2 separate regions of the Homo sapiens genome follow, and region 1 is linked to region 2. A link is an interaction called in ENCODE POLR2A ChIA-PET data of the cell type or tissue named here. Cell type or tissue: GM12878. All regions are shown on one strand.

Region 1 (4,000 bases), 270 kb after region 2:
TCCACCAACTCTGTACCTGCCCCAGTGCAGCTGACACGGCTGGAGAAAGCCACCCAGTCACGCTAATGGTAAATCCAAGATCACTCACCTCAGTGCCACCCAAAAGTCCCACTGCGTTTCCCTGACTCATTCGCTCTCCCACTCTCTTTGACTATTTCATACTTTCCTGTCTCCACTCAAACCTTCAAACTCCTCCTCACTGATCTGCACTTGAAACCTGTGACCCTGATTCCCATGTCCCCAAGAAACGAGAAGTTACCAGAAGACCACACCCACCTGCAACTGTCGCATCTGCCCACTGCATTTTCCTTGTTCCTCACTCAAGGATAAGCTTGTCCAACCCAAGGCCTGTGGGTCGCTTGAGGCCCAGGACAGCTTTGAATGTGGCCCAACACAAATGCGTAAACTTTCTTAAAACATTAGGAGATTTTTTGGGCGACTTTTTTTTTTTTTTTTTTTTAGCTCATCAGCTATCATTAGTGTTAGTGTACTTTATGTGTGGCCCAAGACAATGCTTCTTCTTCCAATGTGGCCCAGGGAAGCCAAAAGTTTGGGCACCCCTGAAGGACATCACTCCTAATTCTCCTGTTTCTTTCCTGCATCATCAATTTCCTCCTTTCTACTGTATCATTCTCTCTCTCTCTCTCTTTTTTTTTTTTTGAGACAGACTCTCGCTCTGTTGCCCAGGCTAGAGTGCATTGGTGCAATCTTGGCTCACTGCAACCTCTGCCTCCCGGGATCAAGCGATTCTCCTGCCTCAGCCTCCCAAGTAGTTGGGATTACAGGCACACACCACCGCACCTGGCTAATTTTTGTATTTGTTTTTAGAGACGGGGTTTCACTTTGTTGGCCAGGCTGGCCTTGAGCTCCTGACCTCAAGCGATCCACCTGTCTCAGTGTCCCAAAGTGCTGGAATTACAGGTGTGAGCCACCGCGCCCGGCCCTACAGTAGCATTCTCACTGGCATGCAACAAACCAGTAATTCTCCCATCTTAAGAAAACAGTGCATTAGGAAAACAGATCCCACATCCCCTTCCAGGTGCTGGACCTTTACAGTAAAACTCAAAAGAACAGTCAATACTTGCTATCATCAATTCTCCTTTTTCTTGTCTCTTCATTCCAATTCTGATTGCAAATACTTCTTAGGAATTCCTTGGGATGGCAGAGTCATGAGAGGAAGATCCACTTCAGAGAGGGGAGAGATGAAACCCTGGAGCACACTTTATTCCTGAGGTTCTAATAGGGGACTAAGAAAATACTTTTGATTTATGTGGGAGAAATCATTGAACACGTGAAGGATATAAATGTCTTCTGTAGTTAAAAAAGGAACCATTGGAATCAGGTAAACTGGCATGTATTAGGTACTGTAACGTCAGATGTCATAACAAACAAACCTCAAATTGTATAATGGCTCAGACACAGTAAGTTTATGTTTCACCACATAAAGTCCAAAACAGATGTTCCTGATTAATGGGCAGCTCTTCTCCAAGTGGCGGTTCAGGCACCCGGACTCCTCCCATTTGTGGTTCTGCTGTTGTTAACAGATCGCCGTGTTCATCTACATCAAGTCATAAAAGGGAAAATAGAAGCAGGCCTGGAGCGTGGGAAACTTTTTTGGTCCAAGCCTGGAAGTTGGGTGCATCAGCTCTGATCACATTCCATTAGCCAGAATTCAGACACCTGACCTCACCTGTTTGCAAGGAAGGCTGGGAAACAGAAGAGGTGTACTCAAGAAGAGGAAATAGGTTTGGCAAAGAGCCAGCCAGGCTCTGCAAATAATGGACATCCTCCAAGGAACAATGATTGGGCAAAGAGAAGATGACTTACCCTCCAGGACTTTGTTCTGAATAAGCAGCTTGTCCTGGCCTGGATTTCCGAGCAAGTCCCATTGTAAAACCACAATTGCTCTTTCTTCAAGAAGAAAACCCTTAGAAAAGCAAACAATTCTACACATTCCATCTACCTCTTCTGCCATTTGATATGTTTTGTGGGTTTCCAATTGGCTTTTTGGTATTCTATAAAAATGAGAGTCATCTTATAGCCTGTAGGGTGAGGGTGTGAGTAGCATGGCTATATCCTAAGTCTCAGAGATACGGGCTCTGCTACCAACTGGCAGTGAAGCTTGACTACCAGGCCCTGTGCCCTTGGGACTCAGGCCCTGACTCTGTGAAATGGGACTGGTCATGCCTGCCACTGCCAGGCTATTTGAGGATCAACAACTTGCACATTCGCAGCTCCAAATGATCTTTACAACAGCCTTTGGTGATTGAAAGGGTATAAATGCCCCTTGCACATTTCACAGATGGAACACCCGAGCTGGACGGTGACATGCTTGACCCAGGGAAACTCCAACTCCCAGTCCCCAGACAAGAGGTAGTGGCTGAAACTGAGAGGAGGTGACATCTTATAGGGAAGGAAGCAGAAAGGGGAAGCAGAAAAGCATGAGGAATGGTGTGAGGGGAAGAAAGAAGAAGAAAATGTATGGACGTTTATCCCAGAGCCCAGGGTTCTTTCCGTAGTGCCTCCCAACCCTCGGTTCCCTGTTATTTACTCACCCTGAAGCCTGGTAATCTGGACACAGATGGAGAATTATAGAGAAGACCAGGGGGGAACCAAGAGCGTTTGGAATCTCAGGAGCCTTCAAACTGGACAATGAACAGTGTCATCTCTTTCTGTGGTCAGTGGCCACCTACCTAAGGAATGGGTCCCCCAGGACCAACCATGTGTCAGAAGGCTCCTCCTCTTGCCCTTCTTTTAGTGTGGGATCCTGGAAGTCACTGTCACAGGGATGCTGTATCTACATGGGCTTGGACTCCTCGTACGGAAAGAATTATTATTTTCTCAAGTGGTAAAATGTTAACAGTTGGTGGATCAGGATGATGGAAATACAGGAAATACAGGATTTCTTTACTCTATTTTTGCAAATTTGCTGTAAGTTTGAAATTACTAGAAGATAAAAAGTTAAAAAATAAAAAAAGAAGAAGAAGAACAAGAGCTGGGCATGGTGGCTCACACCTGTAATCCCAGCACTTTGGGAGGCCGAGGCAGGCGGATCACAAAGTCAGGAGTTTGAGACCAGCCTGGCCAATATGGTGAAACCCCATCTCTACTAAAGATACAAAAATTAGCCAGGCGTGTTGGTGGGTGCTTGCAGTCCCAGCTACTCGGGAGGCTGAGGCAGGAGAATTGCTTGAATCCGGGAGGCAGAGGTTGCAGTGAGCAGAGATTACGCCACTGCACTCCAGCCTGGGTGACAGAGCAAGACTCTGTCTCAAAAAAAAAAAAAAAAAAAAAAAAAAAAGAAGAAGAAGAAGAAGAAGAAGAACCCAGAAACCCCCTCATGACCTCTTCCATCACAACCCCTCTGCTGCCACCACCAAGGAAAGCCCATTCTGGCTCCTAATACCTAAACTAGTTATTTCTATTTGAATCATAGAAAAAGTGACTGGGTGCACTGGGTGCTCATGCCTCTAATCCCAGCACTTTGGGAAGCTGAGGTAGGAGGATTACCTGAGCCCAAGTTCGAGACCAGCCTAGGCAATGTAGTGAGGCCCCATCTCTCCAAAAAAAAAAAAAAAAATACAAAAATTAGCCAGGCATGGTGATGCAAGCCTGTGGCCCCTAGCTACTAGAGAGACTGAGGTGGGAGGATCACTTGAGCCTGGGAGGCCAAGGCTGCAATGAGCCGGGGGGGGTGACAGAGAGAAACACTGTCTCAAAAAAACAAACAAACAAAGAACAGAAAGAAACACTGAATCATACAGAAAGCATTCCTTTATGCCTGACTTCTTCTCTTTTTTTGAGACAGCGTCTCGCTCTGTCACCCAGACTGGAGTCCGGTGGCACGATCACGGTTCGCTTCAGCCTCAACCTCAGCTATCCTCCCACCTCAGCTCCCCTAGCAGCTAGGACTACAGGCATGAGCCACTGCACCTGGCCTGTGCCTGACTCCTTTCATTCAACATTATGTTTAGGAGATTCAGCCATGTCTTTGCTTGCC
Region 2 (4,000 bases):
TGTCAACTACCCAGAGGAAACAGGTGAAAACCAAATGTCAAGACTGGGGGCAGAGGCCGTGGCCTAGAACAAGGCAGCTCATACTGAGCGTATCCCTGGCACCCAGTGGCTTTCCTCCCAGCCCTGGAGCAGGTCTGGCCTGCCCGCAGGTCTCTTTCTGGGACCAGCCAGGAGCAGGCCTGGCCTGCCCGCAGATCTCTTTCTGGGACCAGATGTCCCTCCTGGCTCCTGATTTCCCTACTGCCATCTCTGCCTAGAGAAACGCCATCCACCCCCCTTTATGGCCCAGTTCAAATGCCCCTTCTTCCAAGAACTCCTCTTGGAGTTATCCCGTCCTCTTTTATGGAAAGTCAGGCTCTGAACCCCTGAACCCCTGAACCCCAAAGTCCCACATCCCTTTACTTATAAGAATACTGGCATCCAACACTCCCAAGCACCTCTCTGTGCCAAGCCCATTCCTAAAACTGCATGGATTGATTTATTTAATCCCCATAACAATCATTTGAAGGGAATTACATAGGGGATTATAGACAGGGAGACTGAGGCCTAAAGAGATTTAGGAACCTGTCCCAGAGCACACCAGCAATAAGTGCCAGTGGCAGGACTTGAATCCATATCTCTGTTGGACCATAGGTCCATGATTTATCTCTAGGTCATACAGTTTCTCAGTGAATGTATTTTATTCATTCATTCAACGAACATTTCCTAAGTACCCACCAAGTGCCAGGCCTCAAGCTGGGCTCTGCATACCTGACAGAGCCCAGAAACCATCCCTGCCTTCATGGAGCTGATGGCTTGATGAGGAAGTAAGGTAAGAAATTAAACAATCAATGAAGTAATTAATCAAATAATTCAATAAATACAAAGACAAATACATGTAATGGGAGGGCAATTTAAAAAGCAACCTAAACAACAAAAGAGTGAAGATGAAATGAAATAGGGAATGCACTTTAGCCAGGTAATTAGGGAAGGCTCCTTGGAGGAGGTGATGTTTGTAACAAGGTCCTAATGGATAAGGAGGAGCCAGCCGTGGAAAGAGTGGGCCTGGGGCTCAGCATACCAGACAGAAGGAACAGCATGTGCAAAGGCTCGGAGTGAGGAATATCCTCAGCATGTTGGAGAAACTAGGATCTGGTAATTGTGACTGGAGCACAGAGGCAAAGGAGATGAGGGCAAAGAGCCGGGCTGTGAAGACAGGAACGGAAGTATAATTTTAGTCCGAGGGAAGCAGGAAGCCATGGGTGGATTCAAAAGGGAGTGAGGGGATCGATTTATATTTCAAGGAGGGTAGCTGAAGGACTCAGCCCTGCTCTGACAAGATAAAGGCTATCGATCAATGCTAGGCCTAGCAGCCTCTCCTGCATGCCAGACCAGGCATAATTATCTCCACTCTTTTGTTTTTTTAGTTTGCTTTTTTCATTGCCCTTTCATTACATGTATTTGCCTTCATATTTATTGAATTACTTGATTAATTACATCATTGATTTTTTATTTCTTCTCTTACTTCCCCATCAAGAAATTGAACTGCTGGCTGGGTGCAGTGGCTCATGCCTAAATCCCAGCACTTTGGGAGGCAAAGGCAGGCGGATCACTTGACGTCAGGAGTTGGAGACCAGCCTGGCCAACACGGTGAAACCCTGTCTCTACTAAAAATACAAAAAATAATTAGCCAGTCGTGGTGGTGGGCGCCTGTAATCCCAGCTACTCGGGAGGCTGAAGCAGGAGAATTGCTTGAACCCGGGAGGTGGAGGTTGCAGTGAGCCGAGATTGCGCCACTGCGCTCCAGCCTGGGTGACAGAGAGAGACTCCTTCTCAAAAAAAAAAAAAAAAAAAAAGAAAAGAAAGAAAAGAAAAACAAATTCAGCTGCTAACACCACAGGGTCCTGATAGCCGGAGATCACTAGGAACCAAGCAGAAACCCTGCAGAAGCCTCCCAGGGTAGAGGGTAGGAAGGCAGCCCCCCACCCCACTCCCAGGGAGGAGACACTGGAACTGGTCCACCCAGAGCAGCTGAAACGCAGGCAGTCGGTCCACCCACCCGTGCAGGCCCTGCAGCCTTGGGCCCCTCAGTCCTGGGCGGGCCAGAGCTGGCCTCCTCCGCCCCACATTAGTGGTGGGCTGCTAAATATTGACAACAGGCTCTCTAAGTGTTGTTTGGATACCTATATTGATATTTTCATTTACATTAACAAGAAAAAAAAGGAAACAACAAAGATACGTGTCGGAATTTCATTTGTCCATCAATGACGTGAGCAATTTTTTGCCGAGTGGGATTATGGTCTTCAGATACTGGAATCTTTGCTGAGTCTGATTTTGAATACAGATTTTGAATAGTTGGCTGAATCGGATCATGGTTTTCAAATTGTTTGTGCTGTTCGTGATGTAACAGCTACAGACATGACACATTGATTGCATGGAATATGCCTTAATAACATTTCACTGCTTTCTCAACTCTATCTAGACAATCAACAAAACAACAAAGCAAGTCCTGATTTGTAACATTTGTAGATTTCCGTGGTTTTAATACTCTCTGACTAGGTGCAGTGTCTGTAATCTCAACACTTTGGGAGGCCAAGGTGGGAGGATCGCTTGAGGCCAGGAGTTCAAGACCAGCCTGGGCAACCTCCTGAGACCCACCCCAATCTCTACCAAAAAAAAAAAGTTTTAATAAATAAATACTTCTGCCACGGCCAATTGCAAGATAGCAAACATCGAACACGGCATTTGGAAAAGGTGCACAGAAGCTCACCATTCTTTTTACTCTACCAGTGCAACAGATGGCAACTTCAAGAGCACAGATGGATTCATTTGCTATGGCTATCACAGCAAAGTACCACAAACAGGGTGGCTTGATCAGAAATGTATTCTCTCACAGTTCTAGACGTTAGAAGTCCAAGATCAAGGTGTTGGCAGGGTTGGTGCCTTTGAAGACTATGAAAGAGAATCTGTCCCACACCTCTCCCCCTGGTTTCTGGTGGTTGGCTGGCCATCTTTGGCACTGCTTGGCTTGTAGAAATTTCACTCCGATCTCTGCCTTCATCTTCACATGGTGCCCTCCCTGTGTGTGTGTGTCTCTGTCTGATTCCCCCATTTTGTAAGCACACCTGTCATATCGGATTAAGGCCCACGCTAATAAACGCCAATTAACTTGCTTACTTCTGTAAAGACTTTATCTCCAAATAAGCTCACATTCTGAAGTACTCAGGGTTAGAACTTTAACTTAAGAATTTGGGGCAAAGAGGAACAGGATTCAATCCATTACAACGAATGATGGTGGTAAAATAATCAGAAAGTGTTTCATTCTGAGTATTTATTATCTTTTTAAATACACAGTCATGAGTCACTGAACAAGGACACATTCTGAGAAATGCGTCATTAGGTGATTTTGCCATTGTGCAAACATCATAGAGTGCATTTATCCAAACCTAGAGGATGCATTTTAAAATTTATATATTCTTACATGGAAAACCAAATGTCCCAGCACCGTTACTGAATATCAGTCATTTCCCCCTAGTTGATCTGCAAGGCCAATATGAAGTGCTATCTGTAGCTTTCTTTATATGACCCATATAATCTTATGGGACCACCGTCATCTATGTGGTCTGTCATTGCCCAAAACGTCATTATGCAACACATGACTGTAATTTAATTTTGTGTATGTAATTTAATTCTTAACAGTGGCTATGTTTAACAACCAACTCACAAAATGCCTAAAAATTTAACCACCAGTTCTTGCAAGCCAAAACAGCAAGCTCCAACACACCCCTGGCCCTTGCCTGCCCTCAGCCCTGTCCTGGGTCCCCATCTCACCTCCCTGCAGGCTCCTATGAGGGGCAGGTCAGGAAAGCTGTATTCAGGTCCCGTACATCTCCTCTCAGGAACCTTCAAAGCCTGGTCTCCTCCTACTCAAGAGGGGCCCTGAAGAAAAGACACTCCAGTGACAAGCTGTGGTCACAGGGCTGTCCAGCCTGACCCGTGGAGAGCTGAAGCGGTCCAAGTG

What was found. ChIA-PET counts read pairs that join two places held together with the same protein. Peaks named below come from ENCODE experiments on the same cell type or tissue, not always from the same donor. Only the 100,000 strongest peaks of a DNase experiment are listed, where the experiment ranks them.
Region 1: POLR2A ChIA-PET joins it to region 2 with 8 read pairs; 1 of 35 experiments calls an interaction of 5 or more read pairs at or near these places.

The regions. Positions count from the first base shown.
Region 1 is chr16:57,339,621-57,343,620 of GRCh38, reverse strand. No RefSeq gene overlaps it. Among named protein-coding and RNA genes, the nearest start is that of CCL22, 17 kb to the left of the region's middle. In GM12878, no CTCF peak of the experiment used is centred here; DNase peaks (open chromatin) are centred at 231, 2,310 and 3,820; H3K27ac peaks cover 1,882 bases.
Region 2 is chr16:57,610,723-57,614,722 of GRCh38, reverse strand. No RefSeq gene overlaps it. Among named protein-coding and RNA genes, the nearest start is that of ADGRG1, 16 kb to the left of the region's middle. RefSeq lists an enhancer at 83-132. In GM12878, no CTCF peak of the experiment used is centred here; no DNase peak of the experiment used is centred here; H3K27ac peaks cover 700 bases.